Linked DNA regions of Homo sapiens: all the other regions are linked to region 1. Evidence: chromatin loops called from intact Hi-C (ENCODE). Cell type or tissue: ascending aorta. All regions are shown on one strand. Each heading gives the region's core, and the rest is flanking DNA. Links, peaks and the distances in the headings are about the cores only. Region 1 holds the start of SPDL1 (spindle apparatus coiled-coil protein 1). Region 2 holds the start of PANK3 (pantothenate kinase 3). Region 3 overlaps SLIT3 (slit guidance ligand 3). Region 4 overlaps SLIT3 (slit guidance ligand 3). Region 5 holds the start of SLIT3 (slit guidance ligand 3).

What was found. Peaks named below come from ENCODE experiments on the same cell type or tissue, not always from the same donor. Only the 100,000 strongest peaks of a DNase experiment are listed, where the experiment ranks them.
Region 2: a loop joins it to region 1, with 6 times the contacts of the local background. A loop is called at or near these places in 21 of 110 quality-filtered maps.
Region 3: a loop joins it to region 1, with 6 times the contacts of the local background. A loop is called at or near these places in 59 of 110 quality-filtered maps.
Region 4: a loop joins it to region 1, with 5 times the contacts of the local background. A loop is called at or near these places in 3 of 110 quality-filtered maps.
Region 5: it touches region 1 in a loop (4-fold over the local background); 13 of 110 quality-filtered maps call a loop at or near these places.

Annotation. Positions count from the first base shown.
Region 1 is chr5:169,577,563-169,583,832 of GRCh38, reverse strand. It overlaps SPDL1 (spindle apparatus coiled-coil protein 1), which reads right to left and starts at 60. Exons shown (of 12, transcript NM_017785.5): 1 at 1-60. It overlaps LOC105377714 (a long non-coding RNA gene), which reads left to right and starts at 172. Exons shown (of 3, transcript XR_941200.3): 1 at 172-450; 2 at 5,169-5,349. RefSeq lists an enhancer at 1-433. In ascending aorta, for the core only: a CTCF peak has its summit at 2,021 (motif pointing right); DNase peaks (open chromatin) are centred at 102 and 2,022; H3K4me3 peaks cover 807 bases; H3K27ac peaks cover 671 bases.
Region 2 is chr5:168,576,306-168,582,575 of GRCh38, reverse strand. PANK3 (pantothenate kinase 3) reads left to right here and starts at 3,208. Exons shown (of 7, transcript NM_024594.4): 1 at 3,208-3,320. The coding sequence starts at 3,293. RefSeq lists a silencer at 2,931-3,260 and enhancers at 2,777-3,320, 3,411-3,480. In ascending aorta, for the core only: no CTCF peak of the experiment used is centred there; a DNase peak (open chromatin) is centred at 2,835; H3K4me3 peaks cover 2,879 bases; H3K27ac peaks cover 1,874 bases.
Region 3 is chr5:168,676,764-168,683,033 of GRCh38, reverse strand. The region is part of intron 32 of SLIT3 (slit guidance ligand 3); the gene reads left to right. Among named protein-coding and RNA genes, the nearest start is that of SLIT3-AS2, 27 kb to the left of the region's middle. In ascending aorta, for the core only: a CTCF peak has its summit at 3,400 (motif pointing left); DNase peaks (open chromatin) are centred at 1,143 and 3,373; H3K27ac peaks cover 1,977 bases.
Region 4 is chr5:169,157,573-169,163,842 of GRCh38, reverse strand. All of the region lies in intron 4 of SLIT3 (slit guidance ligand 3), which reads left to right. Among named protein-coding and RNA genes, the nearest start is that of MIR585, 100 kb to the left of the region's middle. RefSeq lists an enhancer at 1-31. In ascending aorta, for the core only: a CTCF peak has its summit at 3,367; DNase peaks (open chromatin) are centred at 2,512 and 3,132; H3K4me3 peaks cover 697 bases; H3K27ac peaks cover 3,625 bases.
Region 5 is chr5:169,299,998-169,306,267 of GRCh38, reverse strand. It overlaps SLIT3 (slit guidance ligand 3), which reads left to right and starts at 5,129. Exons shown (of 36, transcript NM_003062.4): 1 at 5,129-5,755. The coding sequence starts at 5,559. In ascending aorta, for the core only: a CTCF peak has its summit at 3,562 (motif pointing right); DNase peaks (open chromatin) are centred at 3,577, 4,577 and 5,077; H3K4me3 peaks cover 1,835 bases; H3K27ac peaks cover 1,674 bases.

The DNA of each region.
Region 1 (6,270 bases), core at 1-5,000:
TCCACATTGAGGACGCTAACTCCACAGTCGCCGGCCCATTCGCTCAGCTAGCTCTCGAGTAAGCGCCTGGGATATTTGAATGCAGTTCCCGCGAGAAGTCCCACGTCTCACGAGACGTCCGCCCAAGCCGCGCGGAAAGGAAAAACCAAGAGAAACGCCCAATGGAGCGCCCACCCCCTCCTACAGCTACTGCGCATGTGCAAGTGGCGCGCCGTGGGCTTGGCGCAGGCGCAGGCGCAGACGTGGCTCCACATAAATTTTTCCTTGGGCTGGTTTCCTGCATGTCTTTTAAGTATTTGCTTTTAGTTTCCGTGTTTTGGTGTTTTGTTTGTTCGTTTTTTTTTTTTTTTTGTTTTTACGACAATGCCTTCTAGGGGAACAGTGTCGCTGGGCTGGGCGGTGGAGAGACACCTTTGGCACCATCGTGCGATCTCATGCACCCTACCAGTGGTAATACTGGCGTTAATATTTAAGTTCCCACCATGTGTTAAAGTTTACAGATTATCTCAGTTAAGCCCGCAGCCTTATGAGGCAGATATTACTCCTCGTTTTCTACAGAGAAAAAGCCCGAAGAAAAAAAGTGCCTTGTCCAAGTGGTAGAACTAGAATTGAATGCAGTCTTAGAGTCCAAGCTGTTTGCATGTGTTTTTAATAATAATATTTTGTAACCCTGATGCCTATTCAAAAATTGAAGCGATCAGAAATAATAATAGATAACATTTAATGAGCACTGATGAGTCCTAGTAACTGTTACATGAATCATGTCGTTCTTTCGAGCCCATCTTTTCTTGCCTATTTGAGAACTTGGCTCTAACTGCTCTTTTTTGCATCTTCAGTTTTTTCTTCTCTATTGGATCTTCCCTATCAGTTCATAAACATGCTGCAGTGATTGCCATAAAATCATTTCATGATTTCATTTTTTAAAAAATCCTCCTTGACACCAATCGGCAACCACCCCATTTGTTTTCTTCTCTTTATAACAAAATTTCTGGGGAAAAAAAATCTTTACATCCATTATCTCCATTTTCTTACCTTTTGTTCTTTTGTTTGTTTTTCCCACTTTAACCAGGATTTGGTCCCAACCAATACTATGAAGTGGCTCTTGTTAGGTTTACCAGTGATTCCTACCTTGCAAAATTCGGTAGTCAATATTTAGTCCTCACTTCTGGTGAAATTTGACAGAGTTGCTTGCTCTCATTGATTTGAGTCTTTATGTCTTGGGATGCCACACTCTCCTTGCCCTCTTCTTCTCAGTTTCTTTTGCAGACTACAATTTCTGCCTGAGCTAAGCCAGACTCAAAGGGTTGATCTGAGCTTTAAGATTGGCAACAAATTGCTCACAGTGTTGTCTCACAGATTTATCTGGGACTCCAATGAACCAGATGCTCATTCATTTGTAATCACACCTATGTTCTTGGAGAAATGAAACAAATACCATTTTCCCTATCACTGAACAAAGATTCCTTAACTCAGGGGCCAGGAAAAGATTGTTCTAGCTTAGGCCAATCATGACTGGCTGCAATTAGGTAATCTAAAATCGATCTGAACTTATTTTTTCTCCTTTGTTACAAGAGAAGGTATACCCTATGTTATTAATGTTTCTTCCTATTCTATTTTAAAAATATGTATTTTAAACTATTAATTGAGTGACTGCAATGTGTTAGGCATAGTGGAGGAATTCAGAGATGTGGTAAACTCGACTATTGCCTAGAAGATGCTCGCAATATAGTAGGAGATTTTAAAAAACAAATAGAACTTACAGGGCTGTAAATGCTATGCAAGTGGTATGTGCCCCACACTAAAGGAGTTGTGTGAAGGGAGAGGTATATTTTGTCTAAATGTTCCTTTAAAACTTCCCAGTGCATGTGACACTTCAAGCAGGGCCTTGAAGGATGGCAGAGCTAAGGAGGGGTGCATTCTAGGGGAGGGGACAGCATTAGGAAAGTCTTAGAGGTTACCCCATGTCATAATAAAGGTCATTCTTTAGGGATGGCCTGAATACAGGACTGCCAATACCACCACTGGACGCTAGATGTCACAAGTGAAATGAATTCTAGATGGGTTCTACTTTTAAGATAACTTAATGGAACTTCTGATTCACAATACCAGATGCAGATCTCCGTACTCAGGCAAGGTCCGCATACCATGGCCTAAATACCAAAGGTCAGGAAAAAGCAAAAAACAGCAACCTTGTATCTGTTATTTTCCATTTACGTAAGGAGAGATGGGACTTGGCCTCCTCACACAGTAGTGGATTCACCAAGCATAGGATGGGAGTTCAGATTCTGGGAAACAACACCCACCTCCCAACTCTGTGGCCCTCAGTTACAATTCCTAATATTATAGCTGTTCAGAACTGGGATAGACTCCTGTAGTGAACTTGTCATCATTTCTTCATTGTGACTGTTCTAGACGAAACGAGAGGATTAGACTGTTACGTTATATTGAAAGCTGCATATATTTTGACAGGAACTTATTGAATGATCATTTGTTTTGGGCATTACAAATGAATAGTCTCTGTATTAAACGAACTTAGAGTTTAGTGGAAGAGACATTTACCAAACAATAAACAGTAAATCCTTACTTAGAGGATGACTTAGACTTTCTTGTTCCTTCATGTTATTAAGTAGAGCTGCAAGCTAGTCATCGCTGGGATCAAGCAAAAACAAGCTCAGGACTCTGAGACACAGAGTCTGCAAATAAGAATGAGATTAAGCTGTAGAGTGCTGTGATTTATAGGATGGGCTGGAATATGAAGTTACGAAAGTTACACTCAAGGTTGTGGTCACTGAAACTTGGGGGATGGCCGAGATGAAGAAAAAAAGCTTTGAGAGAGAACGGAGGGGTGTGTGCAGGACTTTTGGGATTGTCCTAATCCATGGCACAGGAGGAGAATAAGGATCCAACAAGAAAAACAGGAGCCATATGAGAAGAGATCAGGAAATTGAATTGTCACAACTTCCACTGTGATAATTAGATATCAGAATGAATCATTGTACCAGGCAGGTGGGTTTGACTGTTTAATAGTAATAATGATAATGAAACCCAGTCTGCGATCTCTCCTGTATCAACAATGTATAGCATCAGCTTGAACTCTGAATGAGCCTAATAGCTATACTATTTTTTCTTTAAATAGGGGGAATCTTCTCTCAGAGAAAGAGTGCACCATCCCAATATAGTAGACATTTAACAGCTAACATCCTAGCATGAATTCCTTCCTCCTATTCCCACCAAGAGAATTCTGATTATTCTTTTGTATAATTTCTATTTTCTCAATTTTCAGCCATATGAATTCTTTAAAACTGATGCTACCTTTCATCTCTAGGATATCCCGTCACCCTGGTTACAGTAATTGATTCAAAGATGTGCATGTGATGGAATCTAAGCCAAAGAGATTTTTCACTGGGACAGCTGGAAAAATGGATTTTGTTAACTGCCTCTGTTATAGTCTGAATTGTGTCCTCACCTCCATTGCCCCCCACCCCATATTCATATGTTGAAACCCTAATTCCCAATGTGACTGTATTTGGAGACAGGGCCCTTTAGGTTAAATGAGGTCACAAGGGTGAGGCCTTAATTGATAGGGCTACTGTCCTTATAAGAAGAGGAAGAGACATCAGAGATAGATCCCCTTCCTCTTTATCTCTCCCTCTCTTTTCCCCACTACTCCCAAGTGCGCACAGCGAGAAGGAGGCTGTCTGCAACCCAGGGAGAGAGACTTCACCAGAAACCAACCTTAGTCTTGGACTCCCAGCCTCCAGAACTGTGAGAAAATGTCTGTTATTTAAGCCACCCAATCTGTGGTATTTTGTTACAGTTGCCTGAGCAGATTAATACACCCTCTGTACTTAAACTTTATAACCCAGAGCTTCCAGCTGACAACTTGGGTTCATGAAAGACAAATCTGCTTGGAAGAGAGGGAGCAAAGAGTTCTGGTCATGCCATTTGAGCCCTGCATCAAGCCTCTCATGAAGCTAGAGCTGTCCCTGGACTGTTCAGTTTTTGCTCAAACCACACAGCTTCACTTTGAGTTTTCTGTTTTCTGTTGTTTGCAACATAAAGGTTTTTTGTTGTTGTTTGTTTGTTTTGAGATGGTGTCTTACTCTGTCACCCAAGCTAGAATGCAGTAGTGCGATTTCGGCTCACTACAACCTCTGCCTCCCGGGTTCAAACGATTCTCCTGCCTCAGCCTCCCAAGTAGCTGGGATTACAAGTGTCCCCCACCACGCCTGGCTAATTTTTGTATTTTTAGTAGAGATGGGGTTTTGCCATTTTGGCTAGGCTGGTCTCGAACTCCTGACCTCAAGTGATCTGCCTGCCTTGGCCTCCCAAAGTGCTGGAATTACAGGCGTGAGCCACCGTGGCCAGCCAGCAATGTAAAGGGTTTTAACCAATACACATAGCAATACTTGTGTCTGATCTTGAGTAGACTAACATGTGATGTTTAACCTGTCAAGTTCCCATTCTACACTTAGGCTAAAATGGAAAGTTGCTAATTTCCAGAGACTGGATCTGGCTTCTTTGAGAAAAATGTCTCAGTTGAATGAAAAGAAAACTTATACTAAATAAAAGGGCTTAATCGTTTGTGGAGGAAAATAAAGATTCAAACAGCTTATGTGGAATCCCTTCCTTTGTTCCACTTCAGATTACCGCCACACCTCTAACTAACTTCTTCAGGTGATTTTAGCACCTAAGCCAGTTAGAATTAAGACTGCATGTTTCTATCAGTTATAGTTTTTACTTGCTAAGAAGTGTACTCACTCTGGTTAGTTTAAGATATACATGATATTAAAAACGAGAGTCCTAACTTTTGCAACCATTTAAAAGACTGTAGTTGTTATGGATTCCTCCTTTCTAGCACTCATTACATATCCCTTATATTTTTTGACAGTCCCTCCACTACTTGGAGGCTCTTTATCCAGTAAAGCAACCCAAAACTTCACTGTCCAATAAAACATATTCATTAGCCATGATTTACATTGCTCACCATTTTGTTGGCCCAAATTTATTTGGCCCAAGTCACAGAGGGATAGGATAAAACTTGGGGTCATTTTCTGTCTCTGAGGGCTTGAAACTGTGACACCATACTTTTCTGTTTGTATCTCAATTCAGTTGAAAGAAATGGTTGCTGATATCATAATGTTTAGGTTAATGTATTTTATTTCTAGATCAACCCTTTGAGTCTGGCTTAGCTCAGGCAGAAATTGTAGTCTGCAAAAGAAACTGAGAAGAAGAGGGCAAGGAGAGTGTGGCATCCCAAGACATAAAGACTCAAATCAATGAGAGCAAGCAACTCTGTCAAATTTCACCAGAAGTGAGGACTAAATATTGACTACCGAATTTTGCAAGGTAGGAATCACTGGTAAACCTAACAAGAGCCACTTCATAGTATTGGTTGGGACCAAATCCTGGTTAAAGTGGGAAAAACAAACAAAAGAACAAAAGGTAAGAAAATGGAGATAATGGATGTAAAGATTTTTTTTCCCCAGAAATTTTGTTATAAAGAGAAAATCCATTTGGGATTGCCCAGTGCACACAGTAGACATGGAAATTGATGATCAGCATCCCCAGGTAAGCAACTGGATATACCTCTTCAGAAATACCAGCCCAAAACCCACCTCCTGCCTGTTGCCACTAGGTGACAATCTTTGCAAATATTTTGTTTGAAGGAAGCCTCTTTCTGTAACAGAAATTAGATTCTGTTGGGAAATGTTTCTTTGCTAGTTTCAGTTAGATTTGCCAAGTGCACATATTTGTTATAATCTGTGCTCTTAGTCATTTGAGATTATAGTTATTTCTCATCTGGAACACTCTTTTCCTCCCTTTATTTAATTCACTCGTCTCATCCTGTTCTCTGGAGAGGTACTATAACTAATAGTTAAGCATACAATACATGTTCTGGAGTCAGCATCTGGGTTTAACTGCAGGCTGTGTTACTTCCTAGATGTGTCTACCTTTGACAAGCCACTTGCTCTTTTTGAGTCTCAGTTTCCCCATGCACAAAGTGGCAAAATCAAAGTATCTAATTCAATAGATCATCACTAACACTTTTAAAGCACCTTTAGCATAATGTCAGTAAATGGGAGCTGTTATTATTAAGAGTGCTGTCTTAGCTTAAATGTCACTCCCTCCAGGACTCTTTTTCTGAGTCCCTAGTCTAGGGCACGTCCCTTATATACAATTCCTAACACCCTGTGCTTCTCCTTCAGGCCACTTATAATAGCTTGTAGTAATTTGTGTAATTTATGTCTGCCTCCCTCGCTAAGCTGT
Region 2 (6,270 bases), core at 790-5,789, 1.0 Mb after region 1:
GAAACTGGGTATGCTATGTTGCTGGGGCTGGTCTGAAACTTCTGGGTTCCCAAAGTGATGGGATTACAGGCATGAGCCATCATGCCTGGTCTCACCATGTTGCCCAGGCTGGTCTCAAACTCCTGGGCTCAAGCAATCCACCTGTCTTTGACTCTTATGGTGCTAGGATTACAGGTATGAGCCACTGCACCTGGCCTCCGCCTCTTTTAATAAAGGTAAAAGATAAGGAACCACATGGCACCAATCAGACCAGATTTTGATTCTAGATTTTACGTTTGATTTACTATTACTCTTTTAATAAAGCCTCTTTTAATAAATCCATTAACTCCTTAAACCATCAATCCATGAATGAATTAATACACTCATGAGGGGAGAGTCCTCACGATCCATTCACCTCTTAAAAGCCCCACCTCTCAATACTGAATTCAGACCATGTTCGAATACAAACATTCAGACCGCCATGTTACCTTATTCGCATTTTTCACTTAATCCCCATCTCAAACCCGTGAAATGTAGGCATTATTATTTCCAACAAGAATCAGAGAGACGGCCAGGTACAGTGGCTCATGCCTGTAATCCCAAAACTTTGGGAGGCTGAGGCAGAGGATTGCTTGAAGCCAGCCAGCAGGTCAAGACCAACCTGGGCAGCAAAGTGAGACCCCATCTCTACAGAAAATAAAAAACTTAGCTGGACATGGTAACACATGCCTACAGTCCCAGCTACTCAGGAGGCTGAGACTACAGTGTAGCCACCGCCCCACCCACAGATTGCTCTTTGAGGTTACGGTGAGCTTTGCTCATGCCACTGCACTCCAACCTGGGAAACACAGTGGGACCGCATCTTAAAAAAAATTTTTTTTTTAAAGAATTAGAGAGATGAAGTAATTTGCCCATGTTTGTTAACAAGTGATAGAACCAATATTTGAATTTGTGTGAATTCTTCTTTAACTTTTAACATTTTTATTTTATTTTGGAGATGGGTCTCACTATGTCACCTAGCCTGGAGTACAGTTGTTACCAGAAAGGGATCCCGATCCAGATCCCAAGAGAAGGGTCTTGGATCTCTTCCAAGAAAGAATCTGGGGAGAATCCAGAATGTAAAATGAAAGCAAGTTTATTAAGAAAGTAAAGGAATAAAAGAATGGCTACTCCATAGGCAGAGCAGCAGCATGGGCTGCTCAGCTGCTTATACTTATTATTACTTCTTGATGATATGCTAAACAAGGGGTGGATTATTCACGAGTTTTCCAGGAAAGGGGCGGACAATTCCCAGAACTGAGGGTTCCTCCCCTTTACAGACCATATAGGATAACTTCCTGATGTTGCCATGGCTTTTGTAAACTGTCATGGCACTGGTGGGAGTGTCTTTTAGCATGCTAATGCATTATAATCAGCATATAATGAGCAGTGAAGACGACCAGAGGTTCCTTTCATTGCTATCTTGATTTTGGTGGGATTTGGCCAGCTTCTTTACTGCATGCTGTTTTATCAGCAAGGTCTTTGTGACCTGTATCTTGTGCCAACCTCCTATCTCACCCTGCAACTAAGAATGCCTTAAACTCCTGGGAATGCAGCCCAGTAGATCTCCGCCTTATTTCATCCAATCCCTATTCAAGATGGAGTCGCTCTGGTAAATGCCTCTGACACAGTTGCTATTCACAAACTCTATCACATACAGCCTCAAATTCCTGGGCCTCCCACCTTAGTCTCCCAAATAGCCGGGACTGCAGACACACACCACTGCGCCCAGCAAGTTTTTTTAGTTTTTAATCATTGTATTTCAAAAAGTAGTTGGGAGGATTAAATTTAAATTTTAAAAGTAAGGCACTTTGCAAAGTGTCAGCCCTTGGTATGTACTCAATAAATGGTAGCTTGTGTCCTCTCCTGTCCTTCTTCACATCCCTTGGCTTATCATCTGCAAGAAGGGGCAGTAAGGCTCTTTGGTAAGCGGGTTTCTTTGACTGGAATGCCCAATCCTCTACTGCCAACCCTCTATCCATCTATTGTAAAAACTACAGAATTCCTGGCCATCTAACTGGGCAACAAAAGTGAAGGCCAAGAGAAGATACCCAATGCCATCTTCTCCCATTCCAGCTGGAGGACTAAGACTCTAGGAGGCAAGGGGAAAGGGTGTCCTGGCTTTACTGTGAGAACTGGAGCAACTAAATTTTCTTCTCTGGGAGTCAGTTTTCCCTTTAGAAGGAGAGAGCTGGGCTGGAGGGCCCCAGGGGAATATGGATCGGTGGCAAAAAGAATGCTCAGCAAGCAATTTAACTCCTCAGACCGTGCCCCATCTTCAAAATGAGTGACAATAAAATGAATAATTGCACGTGGTCCACAAGGCCCCTGAATTTAAGTAAATCACACAAAGTGCTTAGCAGAGTCCCATGAACATAACGCGTTCCATAGATGTTACCTCTATTCCTGCTATTGTCATCATTCCGACCCTAACATTCAAGGTGTCTCTATTAAGCAAAAGGATTCCTTTGTGAATAATTTTAATCCGCCAATGTACTCAAGGGTCTATCTTAAGCACAGCTCTAGAGCCCTGATTGTAGCGCTTTCCATGGCCTGACGACCAGCTTTCCTGTCTCAAGGGGAAATCTGAGAATGGCCGAACAGCCATGACAGTCCTCTCGAAGAGTTCATTCCCCCTTCTCTCCGCGACCTGCTGAGGTCTGAGCCCGACTTCCCCAGCACGCCCATCTCAGTCACCATTGGTCGCCTCCTCGCTGGCGTGACTAAGACCCAGCCCTCTTCTCGCTGGGACCACTCTGAGGCGATCTGCGGAAGCTGAGGGGCCTCGGAGGAGGGGCCGCGATGCATCTCGGGCTTTGTAGTCCACCTGCACAACTACAGCCAGAGAGCGGGGCCTCACGAACCGGAGAACTACAATCCCCAGCAGCCGGGCGGAAGCGGAGCGAGGGGGGGCTCGCGTCACGTGGGCGTTCGGCCTGGGCGGGCTATTTCTCAGTGCGGCGGCGGCGGCGGTGGCGGCGGCTCCGGGGACCGGGGCCTTTTGTTTGGAGCGGCTGCGGGGGGGCCCCGGAGCGGCGAGGCCGGCGGCCTTCCCCAGCTTGCTCGGTCCCGGCCACCCCTCGCGGGGGTGGGGGGCCGCCCCCTGGGCCGGGCATCTCCTCAGGCGCCGCCGCCCCGCCCTAGGCCGGCCCCGCCCGGCCTGAGGGGAGGAACCGGCCGGGCCTCGCCGCGCGGCCCAGCCACCTCCGGAGTCGCCGCCTCTGCTCTCAGTGCCCCGGATCGGAGGCCGTCCATCGCCCCTCGGGCCGACGCCATGAAGATCAAAGATGCCAAGAAACCCTGTAAGACGGGGGCTGGGGCCCGCCAGGTTGGGAGGGCACCCTTGGGCCCCGTCTGAAAGCCCCTTGGCTGGGCGGTCGGCTTCCAAGCCCGTCGCTCCTCGCCGGCGCTTCGTCCGGTATGGGGGCGGAGGGACCATTTGAGCCACGAGTTCGAGGCTTCCGTCCTCCCCATCCCCCTATTCATGCATGGTGAATGCCTGCCGCCCCCTAGCCTTTCCTCCCACTTTCTCTTCGAGATCTGGGAGGTGCCAGAGGGAATTTCTGATTCTGATTTTTGTCAAACCAGACTAGTCTCCTCTCCCAGCTCCCCCTGAATTCAGGTTGAAAAGAGGCGGTCGCGGCTGTCAGGTTGCGCTGGCGGCTTTTAGCACCTGTTTTTAGGGATTTCCGGGCTTCCTGCTTGTGTCCTTGAAATGCCGGTGGGTTCCTGGGAGTTGTCACTGTTGTTACAGTTGGAGCTTTCAAACGTACGTGCATGCAGTCTGCCAGTGTGTAATTGCTTTGGCTTGTTTTTGTTTAGAATATCAACTAGTTCATGTTTGTTTTAGAAAACGCAGATAAACAAGAAAGATAAAGTCACCCGTATTCCCCGCACCCGGAGCGAACCGCTATTAATATTATGGTGAATACCCGTAGATATTTTTCTATGCATGTACTTAAATTCTGACTATGCTTTTAGAAAGGTCGACTTTCATTTGCTTCCTTTTATGTTTAGTCTTTTAAAAACCTTTTATTCCAGTAATTGACTTATTTAATCACCCAGCCATTGTGATTGTCACTCTTTTTAAGTATAGCCTCCCAGAAGGACTAGGAACGTGGGGATTCATGCTCATCTTAGAGTCGTATTGATACTTTTGCTGTTTTTACAGTGTTTCATGTGATCTCTTTAACTGTTAAGAAATCCACAACTATAAAACAGGGCGCTGACACCTTCCCTGCCCGCCTATCGGGGTTCCTGTAAAACTCACCTGAGAGGCAACAAGCCAAAACCCTGTGAAAACTACAAATTCCTATATAACTGTAAGGTAATTTGGTCTTAACTTCACAGGTGAGGAAATTGAACTTAGCCCCAGAGTAACTTTTCCAAGCATGTACCAACCATGTGCTATGTGGTTCATAACTCTAAGGGGACTGACTCATAATACAGTGTTCTTTCTCTTGCACCCATAGAGCATTGTCTAAGTACTTTATCTGGTAGTTTCATCTGTTAATTAAAATTTTTAAAAAATTATTTATAACTGAATAGATCCTGTCATAGTTGTTCAAGAAATCTATAAAATAGTGATGTGAAGGCTTAAATGAAAAGTAATATAGAGAGACTTTAAATTTTCATTTGCTGAATTAAACTAATGCATCTTGAACAGGTGCAGTAATTAGAACACTTGGACATTTTCCCTCACGCATACGTTTTCTCTGCTTCTCTTAGAATTTCCATTTGGTGAACAGTGTATGACCAACTCAAATTCTGACTCTTGTGGTGGTGATTATTTTCTTTTGTCATGATAGTGATTTGATTACTTAGATTTGAACAAACTAATAATCAGGTATGAGTACTACCTCCTTCAAAGGTGTTTTAGGAGAGATTATAAAGATTATTATGAGAAGTTTATAAAATAGGGCTAGGCACGGTGGGTCACACCTGAAATCCCAGCACTTTGAGAGGCCGAGGCGGGAGAATCGCTGGAGGCCAGGAGTTCGAGACCAACCTGGGCACCATAGTGAGACCTCATCTCTACAAATAAATAAATAAAAAGATTAGCCGGGCATGGTGGCACACGCCTGTAGTCCCAGCCAAAGACTTAAAAATACACATTAGGTTGAGAAATTAGAGAATACCCCCTGTTTTTCCCCAAATAAGTTGATTATTACAACATTGTGGTATGTTGTGAGACCATTAATCTTAAAATTGAATCATGCTGAAAATCTGGTCAGTTACTATGGTGTAGAAGCCTAACATTTTTATATGTAAAAGGTAACTTTACTGTCTGTTGTTTGTAGTAAAAGTAAGGAACATGACGTTTTGTGTGTGGGAAAGAAGGTATTTCAACCATGAACTGTCCCAGATAATAAAAAATAAGGCTGGACACGGTGGTTTACACCTGTAATCCCAGCACTTTGGGAGGCTGAGTGGGGCAGATCACGAGGTCAGGAGTTCGAGACCAGCCTGACCAACATGGTGAAACCCCATCTCTACTAAAAATAGGAAAATTAGCCGAGCATGGTGGCACGCGCCTGTAGTCCAAGCTGTTCGGGAGGCTTGAGGCAGGAGAATTGCTGGAACCCAGGAGGCGGAGGTTACAGGGAGCCGAGATCACGCCACTGCACTCCAGCCTGGGCAACAGAGCAACACTCCGTCTCAAATAATAATAATAATAATAATATTAATATTATTTTAACTTTAAATCACTCAGGTTAACAAAAGATATATTTGTTTTGTTTTTGAATACCTGTATGGGGTTTTTTTTGGCATAATTAAAACATTTATTGATCACATAGTGTGTGTATGGCATTTTCTTTATGTGCATTGCATCATTTAACTGCATACTAGAAGAAGCTGTATATTATATTGGCTAAACAAGTGACCTTGGCTTCACATTATTTACCTAAGTGTTAGAAAATATTTCTTCTAAATACATTACCAATATCTTAACAGGTTATAAACCCGAATGCATATATTAACCAGAAGATTTAAAAAGGAATTAGTTTCATCCTCTAAATTGTGTAACTGGAAGATTAGCATTTGAAATTATGTGTTAATTCAACGCCAGGGGAAGGAAGGAGAAAGTCAATCCTGTGTTACTCTCTTCCCTGCCTGCCATGATTTCTTAGGGTACAGATTTTTAAGATTGTGTTTGGGTTACCTGTATAGCATGTAACTGGATTAACAAGGTGATAGTAAAAGGTGATACATGTATTTAAGTGTGGTGTGATGTAGGTTTTGAGTTTGTGC
Region 3 (6,270 bases), core at 675-5,674, 900 kb after region 1:
GAATCACAGATATGTTAGTTGGATATGTTAGATTTTTTTCAGCTTCTCAGTAAAATAAATGCTAAATATTAAAATAAAAATTTAGTTATAAATATTTTTATAATAGTAATAAAAATGACTACTAAAAGTTAAAAATGTCTGTGTTACACCTAAAATCATGTCAAACTACCAGTAGAAGGAGAGCCAAACCTTAGGGAAACCACAGTACAAAAGAGAGGCCACACTGTCCCCTCAGAGGCAAGAGCACATTTCATAGGGATTGGTGAAGAGCTGCAACTTTCAGACTTTCTTCCCCCTGCTAACTAAATCTTTTCTTCCATTAAAATCTTATATTAAACTTAAGAATTGTAAATACTTAGAAGCAAAACCGCCCTGCAGTGTTGAAGCAAAGATCCCCCCTCCACACACACTGTTGTCAAGGCCCCTGATAAATCATCCAACAAACCCAATTTGAAAGCCATTGGTTAAAACCAGTGGTTCTCAAAGCGTGGTCCCCAAGGCAGCAGCACCAGCATCACCTACAGACATGATAGAAATACACATTTTCAGACTCTACCCCAGAACTACTGAATCCAAAACCCTAGGGGTTGGCCCCAACACACCTGTGCTTCAGAGATCCTTCCAGGTAATTCTAATGCACAAGTCTAGGAAACACCAGTTTCCAAAGGAAAACTTCCTGCAGAAAGAGCAGTCTGAGTTGGGCCTTGAAGAAAGGGAAGAACTTGTGAGAGCAGAGAGAACAGGTGGGCAAGGCATGCTGGGAGGTCAGCAAAGACAGATGAGGAGCAAAGAAAAGGGTGTTGACCAGAGCAAGAGGCTCCCAGTGGAAGGTGGATAAAGACCAGGCAGGTTAGGACAGTTGGGCACAGTGGACACCAGAAGAAAGAGCTCACCCTGGTGGTCTCCCTAGAGCCTGGGCCGCCTAACATCTGTGTCCCTGGAGCCACAGGTCCTGGCCAAGTGGAGAGGACAGAGAGCCAAGGAGGCAGGGCCAGGGCAGCCTGTGAAGCATTTGCTATCACATAAATCCAGATGTGAACAAGTGATTCAGCCTCTTTGTGCCTCAGTTTTTCCCCCTCCCCCTTCCCATGTAATGTGAGCAATAGCAGGATGTACCTCTTAGGGCAGTCACTGAGGGTTGAAATAACACTGGAGGAAGTGCTTGGCAGATTAAGCCTTTACGCAGACATGTCAAGGACAGAAGGTGAAAGCCAGGCTTCCAGAAGCAGCTGAGCCCTGCCCTGAGCTGGGGGCCTTCCCAAACAGAGCCCAGCCTTTGCCCTCTGCTGACGTTAGCTGTCAGGGCTGGTGATTTGGTAGAAGGCTGGTGTGGGTGGTAGGAGTGTCGCAGCACTGTGCTGAGTTATGAAATGGAAAGTCAGAGAATTGCTGTCCAGAAGCTGCTGTCAGGGAGCCCTGAGTTTGAGCAGGTAGGTGGCCCTGGAGAGACACCAGGCTCTGTCTTAGCCACAGGGAAACCAAGCTAAGGATGCCCTGGCACTCCTGGCCTAGATCTTCATGCTGAGCCTGTAACAGATCTTTAGTACCCTTCATTCAGTTTCCAATCCTCAGGGGCCCAAGGCTCTAGCAATTCCAGATTAAAATGATTTTGCTTCCAAACACTTTTCCCTGAGGCAGCCCTGTTTCTGTTGCCATTAGTACACTCTCACTCATTCCACATCTACCAGGCCCCATGTTTGGGCCAGACCCTGGGCTAGGTGCAGGGGCCACAGAGCTAAACAAACACAGTCCAGGGAGGAAGACACACATATCAACAAGCAGTGGTTCCACAGCAAAATCAAATCATTCTCACTGGAGACACTGGTGTCATGCTACAGGAACACCAATGATGAAGCAAAGTTTTTTTGTTTTTTGGGTTTTCTTGGAGACAGTGTCTCACTGTGTCACCCAGGTTGGAGTGCTGTGGCATGATCACAGCTCCCTGCAACCTCCACCTCCCAGCCTCAAGTGATCCTCCTACCTCAGCCTCCTGAGTAGCTGGGACTGCAGGTGTGCATCACAACGTCTAATTTTTGTTTTTTTCTGGAAGAGACAGGGTTTCATCATGTTGCTCAGGCTGGTCTTGAACTCCTGGGCTGAAGCAGTCTGCCCACCTTGGCCTCGCAAAGTGCTGGGATTACAGGTGTGAGCCACTGTGCCCACCAGGAGCAAATATTTTTGCTTGGAGGACCTTGGAGGAGGAGGTGGTGTTTGAGCTGAGACATGACCTGTGCCTCAGAATCATTTTCTCAGGCTGAGCAGCGAGGAAGCCCTGGGGAGGAGGAGGCCCCATCAGCCTGCATGGAAGCCATGTGGGAGGGCTGGGGTTAATGGAGGGCACAGCCTGAGCTGACCAGCAGCCGAGGGGGCCAGGAGGCCAGTCCAACCACAAAAAATGAGATCTCCTCCTCAGCATCAGTACAATAACCTCTAGCCACCCAGGAAGGCCACCTTGGCCTCAGGGCCAGAGTCAGGGAGCCCAGCCAAAGCTATTCTAACTGGGGGAGTTGGCAGCCACCAGCTTTTGGCTCACTAAGGCCCACTGACCAGCTTCAGAGTGAGGATGTCAGCCTGGGTTCCCAGCAGGGACCTGCAGGCTAGATTCCATGGTCTCCATTCTGTCCATGCCTGATGTTGTTCATCTGCACAGCCATAATCACAAATGGTGATGAGGGCACATGAAGATTCTATTCCAGGCCCCAGGGCAAATACACAGAGAAGCCCACCTGAGCCCCTCCTTGCCCCAGAATGGGGACAGACTTCACTGTTCCTTGGCACTGAGACTTGTGAGAAGGCCAGACTCACATGCCAGCAAGGCCAAATGGCCACATAGGTAACAGACATGGGGAAAATGGGCTGGAGTCCCCATAGGGAGTGGTGGGGGCTACAGTAGCCTAAAGGGTGGAGCCCCATCCAAAGGAGTGGCTGACCTCAGCTCCAGCAGACACTGCCATGTGGGAATATAGATTATCAAGAGAAGCGGGACCACCGGGGTTTCTATGTGAGATATCTAAGTTTTTGAGTGTTGGCCATTTTAAAACACCGCGTGGGTGTGCTCTTTGAATGCAATGCAGTGCATGCTCTCTGAGTCTTGATTTCTACAATCCTGTCCACTGCCAAGGTCTTTGTCTCATTGGATCCTCACTCCTGTTTTAGGGATGAGAAGCCTCATATTAGAAGCCCAGTAAGTGGCAGAGCTAGGATTTAAATCCGGGTCAGTTTTCCACCCAAACCAGCTCTCCCACCGTGCTGGCTCCGGGACATGAAAGACAGAGCCGAGAGAGTGTGGGCTGTGCTACAGGAGTAGGGGGTTGCTGCAGTGGGGCCTGAGGTCTCCGCTTGCTGCCTACCCGAAATCCCAGGAACTTTTTGTTACTGCGAGGCTCTATCGCCACCTAGTGGTCACGACTCAGCATTCAGGTTAGAGCAACCAGCACCTAGAGGAATAACAAACCCTTCCTCCCTCAAGTCCCTTAAGACTTCAGGCTGAACACCTAAAGTCTCTGACCCTTAAGTCTTTTATTTGAAAAATGGAGGAAAAAGTGTGCCTCCTTCCTGGGGGTTGTTAGGATTAAATAAGAGAATGCAAGTTAACTGCTTAGCATAGGGTAGCACAATGCCTGGCCTCTACTAAGGGATTAACACGTATCCACCATTATTATTAAAAGCAAAAGAAAGCCAGGCATGGTGGCTCACGCCTGTAACTCCAGCATTCTTGGAAGCCAAGGCAGGAGGATCGCCTGAGCCCAGGAGTTTGAGAGTATCCTGGGCAACATATTCAGACTCCATCTATGCAAAAAATAAAAAATTACCCAAGCATAGTAGTGCACATGTATGGTCCTAGCTACTTGAGAGGCTGAGGCAGGAGGATCACTTGAACCCTGGAGGTCAAGGCTGCAGTGAGCTGTGATTGCACCACCGCACTGCAGCCTGGGTGAGAGAGCAAGACCCGATCTCAAAAAATAAATAAATGCAAAGGCAAAAAGGCCATGGGCCACTCTGGCCAATGCCTGTGGTTATGCCAGTTCCAGGCAGGATGCGTCCAGCCCCACCCTGACAACTCCAGAGCTCTCCACCTCCCACTTGGCACCAGTTCAGTCTGGCCCAGTAGATAATGAGGAAGACCCTCAGAGCCCCCTTCTCTCCCCTGAAATCCTTAAATATCTCTCCAGGAGACTAATCATTGGGGCTTGGGACCACTATATCATCATTTCTTTTAGTGTGAACCTTAGGTTGTTACTATTTTTTCCTTTTTTTTCCTCTACTTTTGTCACAGTAGAGCCATTTTCCCATTATTTTGTTTCAAAGGCTAAGATTTAATAATGATTTTTGTTTGTTTGTTTGTTTTTTTGAGACAGAGTCTCACTCTGTCACCCGGGCTGGAGTGCAGTAGCGCGATCTTGGCTCACTGCAACCTCCACCTCCTGGGTTCAGGTGATTCTCCTGCCTCAGCCTCCCGAGTAGCTGAGACTACAGGCACCCGCCACCACGCCCGGCTAATTTTTTGTATTTTTAGTAGAGATGGGGTTTCACTATGTTGGCCAGGCTGGTCTCGAACTCCTGACCTTGTGATCCGCCCGCCTCGGCCTCCCAAATTCCCAACAGGGATTTGTCAGGGAGAATTCAAGGATGTAATCCCAAAGTGCTAGGATTACAGGTGTGAGCCACCGTGCCCGGCCATGATTTTATTTTTTTATTTTTTAAGGCAAGTAGAAATGGAGGCATCCTGACTTAGGGATGCTGGTAAAAAGCCAGAGCCTTTAGCACTGCCTACCCTGAACCTCCAGGGATCCACAGTTTGAAAAACACTGGCTTCAGCCATTATATCCAGGAGATCTGGTTAAAAGTTGCCAGGAAGAGGCGACCTGTTAACCCATGAGCACCTACCGGCATAGATAACATTATGGGAGGTTTGGATTTGGAAGCAATCCTGACTTTGAACCTGAGTTCCAGCACTTCTTAGCAGTGTGGCCCCTATCGGGTTACTTAGCTTCCTTCCCTAAAATGGGACTCACAAGAGTCCCCTCCTCAGAAATGGGAATGAGCCAGTGGGAGTATACAGAGCCCTGAGTGGCTCAAAGCCACTCAAAGCCCTGGGTGGCTGTAAGTTTGCCAAATCCATAGGCAGGTTCTTCCAGGGCCCACTAACCTACTCCCCCACCCCAGTTGCTGCCACACCCAGCTCCAGCAAGCCCAGAGTAAGGTCAAGGAGTCATCATTTCCACCTTTCACTGAGCACTTGCTAGGTGTCACAGGCCACGTATTGCCCATTAAAACCAGTGTAGGGCCAGGCACGCTGGCTCACGCCTATAATCCCAACACTTTGGGAGGTCAAGGGAGGAGGATCACTTGAGGTCAGGAGTTCAAGAACAGCCTGGCCAACATGGCAAAACCCCATCTCTACTAAAAATATAAAAATTAGCCGGGGATGGTGGTGGGTGCCTGTAATCCCAGCTACTTGGGAAGCTGAGGCAGGAAAATTGCTTGAACCAGGGAGGTGGAGGTTGCAGTGAGCTGAGATCACGCCAATGTATTCCAGCCTGGGCAACAGAGCGAGACTCCATCTCAAAAAACAAAAACAAAACAAAAAACAGTGTAGGCCGGGTGCAGTGACCTGTAACCCCAGCACTTTGGGAGGCCAAGGTGGGAGGATGGCTTGAGCCCAGGAGTTCAAGGCTGCAGTGAGCGATGATTGCACCACTACATTCCATCCTGGGCAACAGAGCAAGACCCCTGTCTCTTACTAAAAACAACCAAAAAACCAATGTTGTAAGATGAGTATAAAACTCATTGAATAGAAGCAGAAACAGGGGCTTACAGAAGTGATATGACTTGCCCAGGGTCCCTCAGCTGGCAGGCCCAGTGTGATCCCAGATCTCTCTCCTCAAAGCATGACCTGGCTGAAGGCTATACCTCGAGCCTACCTAGGATTCTCCCATGTGGGCATCAGATGAGGCCCTCCAGGAAGCCCAGCACTGGGGCACTGCAGAACCCAGCACTTTGTCTAGGGCAAGAGCCAGTGACCACACAGCCCTCTCTGATCTGTGGCTTCTGCCAGACCACTGTCTCCAGGCTGGGTACCCCTGCAGGCTATTCACCAGCACCTGGGATGGCAGGAAGGGAAGAAGGAGTTGGGCCTGGAGCCAGCTGCCAGGCAGGAGTAGGTGGTATGTGTTCGCTGTGTCTGTGTGTGTGTGTCTGTAATGGGAAAACAGCTGCCCTGACTCCCTGAATCATAATGTTGGAAGCGAGTGCCTGAGCTGCAGTCTC
Region 4 (6,270 bases), core at 380-5,379, 420 kb after region 1:
GAAAGTGGTAAGATTGGAAGAGCGCAGGAGTGGTCACGTCACCCTTCCTTCCGTTGTCCAGTAGAATGACACTAGATAGTTCCTGAACTTCCTTAGTATTTCCCGATATGCTCTCTGCAATGATAAAATATCCAGATTTTATCTGGGCTGATAGCTCATGCTATCTGTCTAATCGCTTTGGTGAGGTTGCCAGCCTCAAGGAGAAATCAGGGAGAATCAGAAATTAAACATTTTTCAGTCATTTTTTTCACACATATAAGTTGCATTTTGGTTGTTCCTCTAGAGAGACACTAGGGAAAAGGGAGCCGCTATGATGTCCACAGCCCTCATTCCAAACACCCATTGATTAAACAGAGCCTGGCTCAGAAAGCCTGTGTCGGGATTAAGGTACTCATGTATCTTAAGTGCAACTTGGATTTCCCAGTTCAACCTGGGCTTCATGCATTGGAGTCTGCACGTTCAAAGTGAAAGTCATGTAAATCAGATGAATTTGACTATCAGCCTGGCACACCTTTTCATTTCCTTTTTTTTCCTCGCACGGTGGCCTGGGCTGGAATGCAATGGCACAATCTTGGCTCACTGCAACCTCCGCCTCCCAGGTTCAAGCGATTCTCCTGCCTCAGCCTCCTGAGTAGCTGGGATTACAGGCACACACCACCATGCCCAGCTAATTTTTGTATTTTTAGTAGAGGCGGGGTTTCACTATGTTGGCCGGGCTGGTCTCGAACACCTGACCTCATGATCCACCCACCTCGACCTCCCAAAGTGCTGGGATTACAAGCGTGAGCCACCGTGCCCAGCCCCTTTTTTAATGATCATCAGAGCCATTTTCTTCTCCCTCCTGTCTGTTATTGAGATATTTACTCTGTGTTGGAATCAGGTTCAAGTTCCCCATTCTCTGCAGGTCTTTCTCCCTTAGAGCTATCTCCCTACTCCTACCTTACCTTCCTATTATGATTTGGCAGTGAATCCTGTATCACCTGGCTGACAGATCTTAATGATGACCCTGGCCATTTAGCAACTAAGCCTCCTACCATGTGCCAGGCATCATACAAGGTCATTGCCCTAACTTCATTTTATCCTTACAGCAGCCTGAAAAGGTAAGGGGAGCCAGGCCCAGTGAGATTAAGTGACTTCATTAAAGTCCCACTCATAACAATCGGGGTCAGGAATGGTGTGAGCTCTGTTTGACCCCAAACCTCTGAACACGGATGCTTTGACTCATGGTGTGGTCAGTGCTGTTGGATAACTTTGCGCACATGCTTGTCTGGTTTTGATAATTAGGGAATATGCTTTGCAGGGCAGGAAGCTCACATTTCTTTGTGTCCCCATGGCATCTGGCACAGCACTTTTCACTCCAAAGACCTGCATGACTGTGTGTTGCTTGAGAGGTCTGAGCAGCTCATGTTCACTTTGTGCTGATAACCTGGAGACAGGAAGGAAAGGAACTTCTTCTCCTGCTGTAAGGGCAACATGGCGATACACAGCACATCTCAAACTCTGTGCATCCCAGTCTCCTGGAGGACTTGTTAAAACAAATCGCTGAACCTACCCACCAGTTTCTGAGCCAGTGGTTCTGCATGGGGCTGGATAATTTGCACATCTACCAAGATCCCAGCTGGTCTTGGACCCCACTTTGAGGATGACTGTCATACTGGGAAGTACAACCCAAATTCGAATCCCATCTCTGTGGCTTACTAACCACGGGCAAGTTTCTAGAACTCTCAAGGATCCAGTAGCACCCTCTGTAATGAAAGCATAATAACATCAACAAGTTGTTGTGAAAATTAACTGAATATCCCATATATACATAGTATTTCTTTAGCAAATACAGATACAGCACTTTATATGTGCTAAACACGTGTTGGCACCCTTTACAAACATGAACTTAATTCTCATAACAAGGCTAGGTAGTAGTCCCTCTGTTTTCTTCCTTGTACAGAGAAGGATACTGAAGCCCAGAGATGGTCTATGACTTGCCCAGGGTCACCCAGCTAGTAAGTGTGCAGAGCTGGGCTATAATCCAGACAGCCTGGCTCCTGAGGCCCCACCCTCAGCTACCACAGTGGACAGTACCTGGCCTGTCTCTTCCCCATTCCCAGGTTACACTAAGAATGGGCCCTACAAAAGGGCAGAGATTATTTTTCTAGTTCATAGGCAGATTAACCATACATGAAAAAAAAAAAAAAAAGACTGTTTTATGACCACAGCTTTGAAACCACATGGTTGGCCTCCCTTCTGATATCAGTATGGTCAGCCGGGAGTGACTGTTTCTCTTTAAACATCTCTGGCACCGAGGTTTATCATTGCTCAAGAGGACGGTGCTTTAAAGAGGCCTTCAGGCTGAAGGAGTGGAGGCGGCAGGATGCGGGTCAGTAATAAAAGTGAAGAGAGATTTGCAGCTCCCCCATGGAGGGCCTCAGGAGTCTAGCCAGTGGGCGGGTACAGAGGCTCGGCCCAAGGAAGGGGCAGTGATGGACAGGGTGGGAGGGGAGCAAATAGTTTCAGCATGGCAGAGTAACTGAAGCTGAGAGGGCAGGCAGTGGGAGAATTCCAGCTATGTCATGGGAAATGGCTATGGCCAGGGCTCTGAATTAGCGGCCGACCACAAATCCCCTGGGACCCTGCCAGGGGTCAGGAGACTGGGGCACCGCTGGGATGCCAAATGGTATGCCATATTTCATTGTCAGAGGAGGAGGAGGCGATTTTAACTGTTATCCCTAGATGTGAGTGCTGGCACTGCCAGGAGCTGAGAGCTGGGTGGGGACGTATGTAGGAGTGAGAGAGAAGCTAGAAAAATCCGCTTTTCATTCCAAGGAACAACATAGAGGAAAGACCAAGCCATGCCGCTGGGGATTCGCATGATCTCAAAGCTTTTTTGGCCACCATCTCTGAAGGCTTTCTGCCCTTTTTTCTTTTCTCTGCAAGGTGAGACATCAAAGTCTCCCATTGCCATGTTAGAGAGCTAAAAGGGAAATGCTGACCTGGATCCCTCAAAGTGTAGGTGGATGGAACAATGGGGCTTCTGGGAGAATGGGCTTCACGTGGTTGGCCTGTTTGACATCTTTGGCTTGGAGCTGAGCAATGAAATGTGGAAAAAAATCAGCTTTGAAAGTAAACGAGCTCAGTGCCCAGCCCACGCTGGGGATGCTGGGAGGGATAGGGTTGTATCACTTGATTCATTCCTCCAGCTTATCTCAAGTCCTGGCACCATGAGGCCTTTATAAATGTTTGTTGAGTGAATGAGGGGACTGATTGATTAATTGCTTAATTATGTCCAAACGGATGATAAATTCAAAAAGAATCTTGGCTAACTCTTTAGAAATGCTTGATGAATTAAAGGTTTTTCTGAACTCATCATCGCCCCCTGTGACTGTGAAAGGAAGCCTTTCACCCAGGCTAAGAGGAATGGACACGTCTCTTTTTTCTTAGGTATTTCACTGGATTTCATTTACACTGTAAATAAAGGTTAATAGCCTAGGCCTTAAAGTTAGACAAGTGAGGTTCACACTGGGCAGGTGAGATGTGTGCCCTTAGGCAAGTCACTTAACTTCTCTGAGCAGTAATTTTCTCATTATAAAAGGAAGATAATAGTAGTGTCTTCCTCCTCAGACCATTAAAATAATCTCTCTGAATGGCATGGCACAGTGATAGACATGTAATAGCCTTCAGTAAGTACAACTCTTTGGGATCAGTGAGGATTAAGTTCAACTAAAGGAACATAAAACCCCTTAGTAATGGCTTAAACAAGGTAGAGATTTGTTTTTCTTTATGAATCTACAATTAGGAAATCTATAGTTGGTATGGTAGTTCTGCTCTACCAAGTGCTCAGAGACCCAGGTTGATTTGGCTTTGTTCTATTATCCCTATGTTGTGGCCTTATCCCAGTAGTCTAAGTTGGAGTGGCAGCCATTATATACATTTTCTAAGAGGCAGAATGAAGGAAAAACAAAAAATGGGAAAGGGCATGTGCTGGTTGCATTTTAAGGGAAGTAGCCATGTAGCACTTTTGCTTATATCACGTTAGCGTATAGTTGGGTCATGCTTTTTTTTGTTTGTTTGTTTAAGAGACGGAGTCTTGCTCTGTCACCCAGGCTGGAGTGCAGTGGTGCAATCTGGGCTCACTGCAAGCTCTGCCTCCCAGGTTCACGCCATTCTTCTGCCTCAGCCTCCCGAGTAGCTGGGCCTACAGGTGCCTGCCACCACGCCCAACTAATTTTTGTGTATTTTTAGTAGAGACGGGGTTTCACCATGTTAGCCAGGGTGGTCTCGATGTGCTGACCTTGTGATCCGCCCACCTCAGCCTCCCAAAGTGCTGGGATTACAGGCGTGAGCTACCGCGCCTGGCCTGGGTCATGCTTTTTAAAAAAATCTACCAGTCTCTGTTTTTTGCTGCTGTTGTTGTTTTGTTTTTTTGAGATGGAGTTTCGCTCTTGTTGCCCAAGCTGGAGTGCAATGGCACGATCTCAGCTCACTGCAATCTCTACCTCCCGGGTTCAAGCCATTCTCTTGCCTCAGCCTCCTGTGTATTTGGGATTACAGGCATGTGCCACCATGCATGGCTAATTTTTGTATTATTAGTAGAGACAGGGTTTCTCCATGGCTAATTTTTGTATTATTAGTAGAGACAGGGTTTCTCCATGTTGGTCAGGCTGGTCTCGAACTCTTGACCTCAGGTGATCTGCCCACCTCGGCCTCCCAAAACGCTGGGATTACAGGCATGAGCCACCATGCCCAGCCTCAGTCTCTGTTTTTTAATTGGTATATTTAGACCTCAGGTGATCTGCCCGCCTCAGCCTCCCAAAGCACTGGGATTACAGGCATGAGCCACCATGCCCGGCCTCAGTCTCTGTTTTTTAATTGGCATATTTAGACCATTTACATTTAATGTAATTATTGGTGTGCCAAGTCTGCCATTTTATTTTTTGTTTTCTGTTTGTTCTGTTTTTAGTTTCCTTGTTTTCTTGTGGGTTACAAGAACATTTTTTAGAATTCCATTTTGATTTATTTATAGGTTTTTGATTCTTTTTCTGTATAGCATTTTTAGTAGTGCCTCTAGGTATTATATGTGCATAACTTATCACATTCTACTGGTGTTGACAATTTACTAGTTAAACTGAAGTGTAGAAACCTCACTTCCCTTTATGTTCCTTTGCCCTCCCCTATTACAATATAATTGTCTTAAATATTTCTACATAAACTGGAAAACCACACCAGACAGTAGTTATAATTTTTGCTTTAATCACCAAACATAATTTAGGAAATTTAAGAAGGAAATATATTTTCCCATATTTTTACTCTTTCCATTGTTCTTCCTTTTTCTGAATATTCTAATAGTCATTTTCTTTTTGTTTAGAGGATTTTTTTTTAGCCATCTTTTAGGGGCCATCTGCTAGTGACAAATTTTCTTAGTTTCCTTTCATCTGAGAATTTCTTGATTTTCCCTTCATTCCAAAGGATATTTTTGGCTGGATATAGAATTCTGGGTTGACAGATCTTTTCTTTCAGCCCTTGAAAAAAAATTGTGTCACTTCCTTCTGGACTTCATGGTTTCTGATGAGAAATATGCAGTCATTTGAATTCTTTTTCCCCTGTAGGTAAGTCAGTAAAGTATTGTTTCTCTCTTGCTGGTTTCAAGATTTTGTTATTTCCAGAAATTTTTCTATGGTGCGTCTTGGCATAGATTTCTTTGGATTTATCCAGTTTGGGATCTTCTCACCTTATTTAATCTGTAGGTTTCTGTCTTTTTCCAAATTTAGAAATGTCTCAACCATTATTTCTTCATGTATTTTTTAAGCCCCATCCTTTCTCTCCCTCTTCTTTTTGATATCTGATTATACAAGTGTTTGATCCCTGGGGCTCTGTTCATTTTTTTTTTTTAATTCTGTTTTCTCTCTGTTGTTCAGATTGTGTAATTTTTATTGTTCTACACTCAATTTTACGGTGGAACCCATTCATTGAATTTTTTATTTTGGCTATTTTTTCCTGAAATTTTCATTTGGTTCTTTTTTCTTTGTTTTTTGCTGAGACATTCTAGTGTTTCATTTCTATCAAACATGTTCCTTATTGTTCATAAAAACATTTCTAGCATGGCTGTTTTAAAATCCAAATCAGTGGTGGCATCTTTTGATTGTCATTTCTCATATAAGTTGGTTTTTTCTTATTCACTGCATGATGAGTGGTTTTCTATTGAAACTGGACATTTTGAGTATTATGTTGTGCGACTCTGGATCTTATTGAATCTTCTGTTTTAGCTGGCTTTTGATACTG
Region 5 (6,270 bases), core at 449-5,448, 280 kb after region 1:
AATGACCTAAAATTCACATACATGAGCTATTCTCTCTCCCAGGAAAATAGAATAGGGATCATAGTCTTAATCTCAAATTGGGGGTTTCATTTTCTCTCTCCCTGCTTCCTGTTCACCTACTCCTCAAAGATCTGCCTCAGCAGCTCAGTGAGGTAGTGTGTCAGTTTCAGGGTCCCTGGTAGGAAATGGATAATTCAAAGGAGTACCTGAAGAAAGTTTGGTAAAGGGACTATATGGAAAGGTGAGGCAGGGTTAAGAAATCAAAGAGGGGGCCGGGAGCTGTGGCTCACACCTGTAATTGCAACACTTTGGGAGGCTCAGGTGGGTGGATCACGAGGTCAGGAGTTCAAGACCAGCCTGGCCAAGATGGCAAAACCTCATCTCTACTAAAAATACAAAAATTAGCCAGGCGTGGTGGCTGGTGCCTGTAATCCCAGCAACTTGGGAGGCAGAGGCAGAGAATTGCTTGAACCTGGGAGGCAGAGGCTGCATTGAGCCGAGATTGCACCACTGCACTCTAGCCTGGGCGACAAAGCGAGACTCCATCTCAAAAAAAAAAAAACAAAAAAGAAAAGAAAAGAAATCAACCAGGGATGGGGACTGCCCAAAGTTTAGCAGCAGTGGAAAGCTATTTCCACTCCTGTCCTCTAAAGGCATAGTGAGACGGCAGTGGTTTCCAAGGAGACCCATAGCTGTAGAAGACAGCTGCTGAACACGAACTATGACCTTCAATAGGGAAAGGCAGCCACTGACAAACTGCAGTCCTGTGGAGGAAGCCTTGGCCTCTCTCCTCTAGCTCTCTGAGCTAGTTCCCCATATGGCTGGATCCAAGGGAGTTCAGGTGATGCAGTCTATAAAGGTTAGTTTCCTGGGGAACAGTACTGCCTCTGACAGTTGGCAGAGAGTGGATCTGAAGAGTCCACTGGAGAATAATGAGCAGAAATTGTTAGTCCTGATGGGGTGAAGCAAATATATCAGAATTGGGGGTGGCGAATGTGTATCATTTGCAAGAGCATTCTAGAAGAATGTAACCACACCCTCCCCCAAAAGATTGACTAACACTGATTAAACTGAATAAAAATACAATAGGAGAATGTCAAATAAGCTGGCTGATTGAGAAGATCATTCATTTGTTTATTCATTCATTCATGTATTCATTTATTCATCATCAAGATATCAAGATTTGCACCTCTAGATATCAAGATTACAAAACTTGATTAGACATCTCTATATGCCTGAAACTTTTTATAATACAAGTTTGAAAAAATTGGATTACACAGGGTCACTATCTTCAAGAACCTAATAGTCTGGACCAACAAGTCCAGAGGATTCCGCTTCTAAACTGGAGGATTCGGCTGCTACATGGACTCTGGGGTAGACAGACAGGAGAGCAGGAAAGGATGTTCTGGGACGGGTATTGAGTGGATGTGGAGGAGTGGTGGCAGATGAGGTGGAAGAAGCAGAAAACAACTCCAGAGTTCAAAATTGCATTGTCAGGTCTGTATTTAAGATCCTTGGATCATCAGGGCAAAGGACGGATTGGTGAAGCAAAAAACTAAGAAATAAAGTTAGAGAAATTATGTGGGGGCCAATGAGCAATACCTATGCATGAAACTAGGATCTGAACAATAGCAGGAGAACCAGAGATGAAGAGGGGATACATTGAAGAGATGGTCATGGGGAAGAATGAACAGAACTGAAGAATTAAATGGCTGTGGTGTGTGAGAGAGGGAAAATTCTTTGAGCTGTTTTGACTTCTCAATACTCCCACCCACTTTTCAGCTAATAGCTTCTGGGTTTTCCTTTGAGAGAAGGACTCCTACCTGCCCAACTGAGTGCAGTCTCCATAAAACTGTCACCCATAGTTCTTGTCTTCTCTGGCCAAAAGGGTGATCACGTGACTCAAGTCAGGACCATCAATTGCTCCCTCCTGGGAATTTGGAAATCTTGAGCTTGGCACCTAGATCCTGCCTTGGGTCTTGTCTTTGTTGAAGCCTCCATCTTCATTTTTTTCTGTAGATTCTGTGTGCTATCCATGGCTTTCTTTAAAAGTCATTTTTTGGGGAAATTCAATAAGGTAAAGTTTTTTGTTTGTTCTGAGGAACAGAACTGCCTCCGACAGTGGGCAGAGAGTAGATCTGGAGAATTCATTGGAGAACGATGAGCACAAATGGTTAGTCTGGCTGGTTGGAAACAGAAAACCTCCGCTGACTGTGGTGGCCACATGAAGGGTAGTATCTCACACAGGGAAATATACACAGGTTGACGAGAAAGTTTGAGATGGGGTTTCTTGCAGGAATGGGTGAGTAGTTTGCTTTTGAGAAACACAGGTTGAGGAGAAAGTTTGAGATGGGGTTTCCTGCAGGAATGGGCGAGTAGTTTGCTTTTGAAAAGCCTATGGAAAAGTAAAGGGGAAAATTCAAAAGTGTCCAGGGACTTTTACGCAACTCTAAAAATGACACCACAGAGTGTAAAGCCACCTCTGGCCCTTGGACATAGAAAGTTCTAAACAATAGCCTGACCTCCTAGTGATTTACCCAGTCTTCTCCAAGGAGGGTAATTGCTCCATGGGGTGGCTACCGCCTTCTGCAGATGCCCCAGAATCAGCTGAGGAAGTGGACAGAGCCACATGTTCAGCATTGGAAGCCCGGAGTCCTGGCTCTGGTTATTTCACTAATTAGCTAGGTGACCCTACATAAATGCCCGCCTTTCTCTGAAACTCAGCTTCCTTGTTCGTAAAATACAAGAGTTGAACTATATTTGGGTTCTCAAAGTATGTTCCAAGAGAATTTGCAGTTTACATGAAAAGTGGTCCTCTATACTGAGAAACTGGGTTAAATAAGCCTTAAACAGGTTTCCTTACTGCAGGACTTCTCAGGAACTTAAAAACACTCATCTGTGATGCAATTCTCCAAGAGGGGTGAAGGTGAGTAGCATTTCTCAATCTGTCTTTGCCCAAGGAGACTTTTTTCTCCTCCATGATGAAACATGTGGAATCAGTAGTCATCAGAAGGCACTTGTAGAAATGTTGGATTAGGTGATTTCTAAGGCTGTACCAGCCCAAACACTCCATGATTCTGTGTATCCTGGTGTTCTGGGCCCCTCCTGTATTTCCCACTTGCCTCCTCCTTGGGGATGATTGACTCTGAAGGAAATCCTCACCATCTGTTCTAAGGGGCTTCTCCCAGGAAAAGTCACACTTGAATGCCTATAAAGTCCCTTAAAGATACAGTCTGGCTCATGAAACCCCCCTGAGCAGCTTAAATGGAAAACGCAGTCCCCCACTGCGCTCAGAGCACAGATCCAGGACCAGCCCGAAGGGATTGCAAAACATGCTCTAGCATGCATTTGGGAAAACAAAGAAAACCGTACTGTTTTCTGCTCCAGACAGTCTGAGACGCTTTGTGCCCTTGGGCCCTTGCCCGGTTCTCTCATCTGCCTCAGTCCTGGTACTAAATTGGTTCAAGGTTTGGAGGAAAGCTTCAGAGCAAAGGGATAAAAGGATGTTTAGAGTTCTTAAATACCGAAGTCACCCTGAAGACCGGAGCATAGACCCTCGCCAGCCACCAGGGGGCGATAACAACAGCATCTGTACAGAAAGCCGTTCCCAAGAATAACAGCAGTAAATTGCACCTAATGTGTTTATGAATGATGAAGGGACTCGAGTGTGTGTGTTTGAGTGAGTGTGCGTATGTGTGTGTTTGTGTGTACGCGCGCGCAAGTGGGTGCCCAAAGCTAAGACTTTGAAAATCTGCTAAGTATAATACAATAAAATCTACAACTCTACTATATATTCACAGGATGTGGTCAAGTAGTTGAAAGTTTCCTTGAAGGAAAATGAGGTAGAAGAAATCAGAATAGTATTCTTATGAAAGAAAAGAGAAGCGCTCTCAGGAGTATAGTTGTCACTATGTGAGTGTGTGTGCGAGCATGCATGTACACGTGTGTGTGATTGCCGGTGTATAAATGGGTGTGTGTGAGCCTGAGTATGTGAGAGTGTGTGCGTGGCTGTGAATACGTAGGCACCAGTGTGTGTGTATATATATGCAGGGCTCATTCAGGCCTTCTCAGTGTGAGGGGACCTCAAGGAAATCTGGGCAATACTTCCTCCAGTTCCTGCCCTTTCCTTTCAAACAAACAAACAAAATCATTCCTACAAGTATTTATGGAGCCTCTAACGCACACGCCCCTCCCCACTGGCATCTGGAAAAGCTCAGACCTAGCCAATTTAAAGCGGGCGCTGGAAGAAAGAAGGCGCTGGGGACAGAAGGGATGCCTCGTCTGCGAATGACTTTTGCAAAAACACGTTCTCTTCTGTGATGCTCCAAACAACCCAGGGAGGTGAGGCCAGGTAGGACTGTGGCCCCGGATTTGAGAAAACGAAGGCTCAGAGATGACACGATTGGCCCAGAGTCACCCAGTCAGGAAGCAGAAACCCGAGGATGGAACAAGGCATTGTCAATCCAGGGGTCCAAGTCGCTGCCATCACTACTTTTACCAGTCCACCAAGCGCTGGGTCTGGGCAAAGCAGGGCAAGTTTCCGGGTAAGGTTTGCCAGCAGTGACCTCAACAACATGGACCACGGTGTGTGTGTGTGTGTAGCTGTGGAGTACATTGGTGTCAACCAAGGCTCTTCAGGCAAAATTGTGGATCTCTGCCATGAGTACTAGGTGCGGTAGGGAAGCGGCTTCGTGGGCGACACTGCCATGGTTTGGCGTCCCTAGCAGCTGTGCGACCTCCAGCAAGTCGCTTCACTTCTCTGAGCTGTTTTCAGACGACCCCTTGGAAGATCGTGGACTTAAGTAAAGAATATGAGTAGAGTGCTCAGCTCAGTGCAAAAATTAAAAAAAAAAAAGTGTCAGGAGCCTTATCCGTCCTTGGATCTTAACAGTGAATGAGTTTCAGTGTTTCTTTCCAGGGGCCCTGCTGGCCGAGCCCCTTTCCTTCCCTGGTTCCTTCTCTCTCCCTCCTCTACTGCCTCCTCCCTCCAGGCTCTCGGTCGCTCCAGCAAAGTTCCCAACTTAGTCGACATGACGCGCGGCGCAGCCAATGGGAGGCGGAGTTGGCGTTTCTTGGTCGGGGGGGGGCCGGAGGGGTGGGCCCCGCGTCTCCGGTGTCTGCCGTGCTCACTGAATGGAGAGAGCGAGCGCCGGCCAGCTCACCCGGCCGCCCCGTGCCCCAGCCGCAGCCGCCGCGCTCCCCAGCCCAGCCCCAAGCCGGACCTCCCCGGGCGCCACGCCCCATTGCGCTCGCCCCAGGTCCCCAACCCGGCCCGCGGGCCAGCGGGGCCAGGGGGCGCTCCGCACCTGGGCACTCCCAGCGATGCGCAGCGGGGCAGCGCCGGCCCCGCCGATGGAGCTGCTGTTGCTGCCGCCGCCGCCGCCCGGAGCGCCCCGCTCCGCCCGCGCCCCGTGCGCCTGAGCACCGAGCTCGCCCCTCCTCCGCGCTAACTCCGCCGCCCGCTCCCCAGGCCGCCCGCGCTCCCCGCGCGCCTCCTCGGGCTCCACGCGTCTTGCCCCGCAGAGGCAGCCTCCTCCAGGAGCGGGGCCCTGCACACCATGGCCCCCGGGTGGGCAGGGGTCGGCGCCGCCGTGCGCGCCCGCCTGGCGCTGGCCTTGGCGCTGGCGAGCGTCCTGAGTGGGCCTCCAGCCGTCGCCTGCCCCACCAAGTGTACCTGCTCCGCTGCCAGCGTGGACTGCCACGGGCTGGGCCTCCGCGCGGTTCCTCGGGGCATCCCCCGCAACGCTGAGCGCCTGTGAGTACCCCTGCCCCACCCCACGCGGGCCACCCACCTGGGTCCCACCGAGGGGGCCCCAGGCGCCAGATCCGTCCTTTCCCCTCGGCCTCCCTGGATGCAGTCTCTATTCTCATCCCTTCCTGGATACGATCCCTCACTCTCCGAGCTGGGGGTCTGTAGGCTTGGTCAGATCTGGAAAGAGAGGTCTCGAAACCCCCAGCGATGGGCAAAGAGCAGTGCCTCTCCAGGGGTGAGGGTTCCAGACGCAGGGCCCGCTGACAGCTTCCAAGGAGTAGCTGAGGAGAGGCGAGGGGAGGCAAGAGCACTGCAGCCTCAAGGTCTTAGGGTGAGGGTCAGGGGTCTGCGCTCGTTAAAAAGGGGGGCGGGCGAAGGAGAAAGCTATAGGATGATGGGCCGTCAAGGCGCGGAGGCGGGAGAGAGGGCCCGAGACTGTTGACCTGCTTGGAGATCAGAATGGGCCAGCCGCTCTCTGGCTGCCCTTGCAAGGAAAGTTGAGAGTGTGGGTGAAGGTT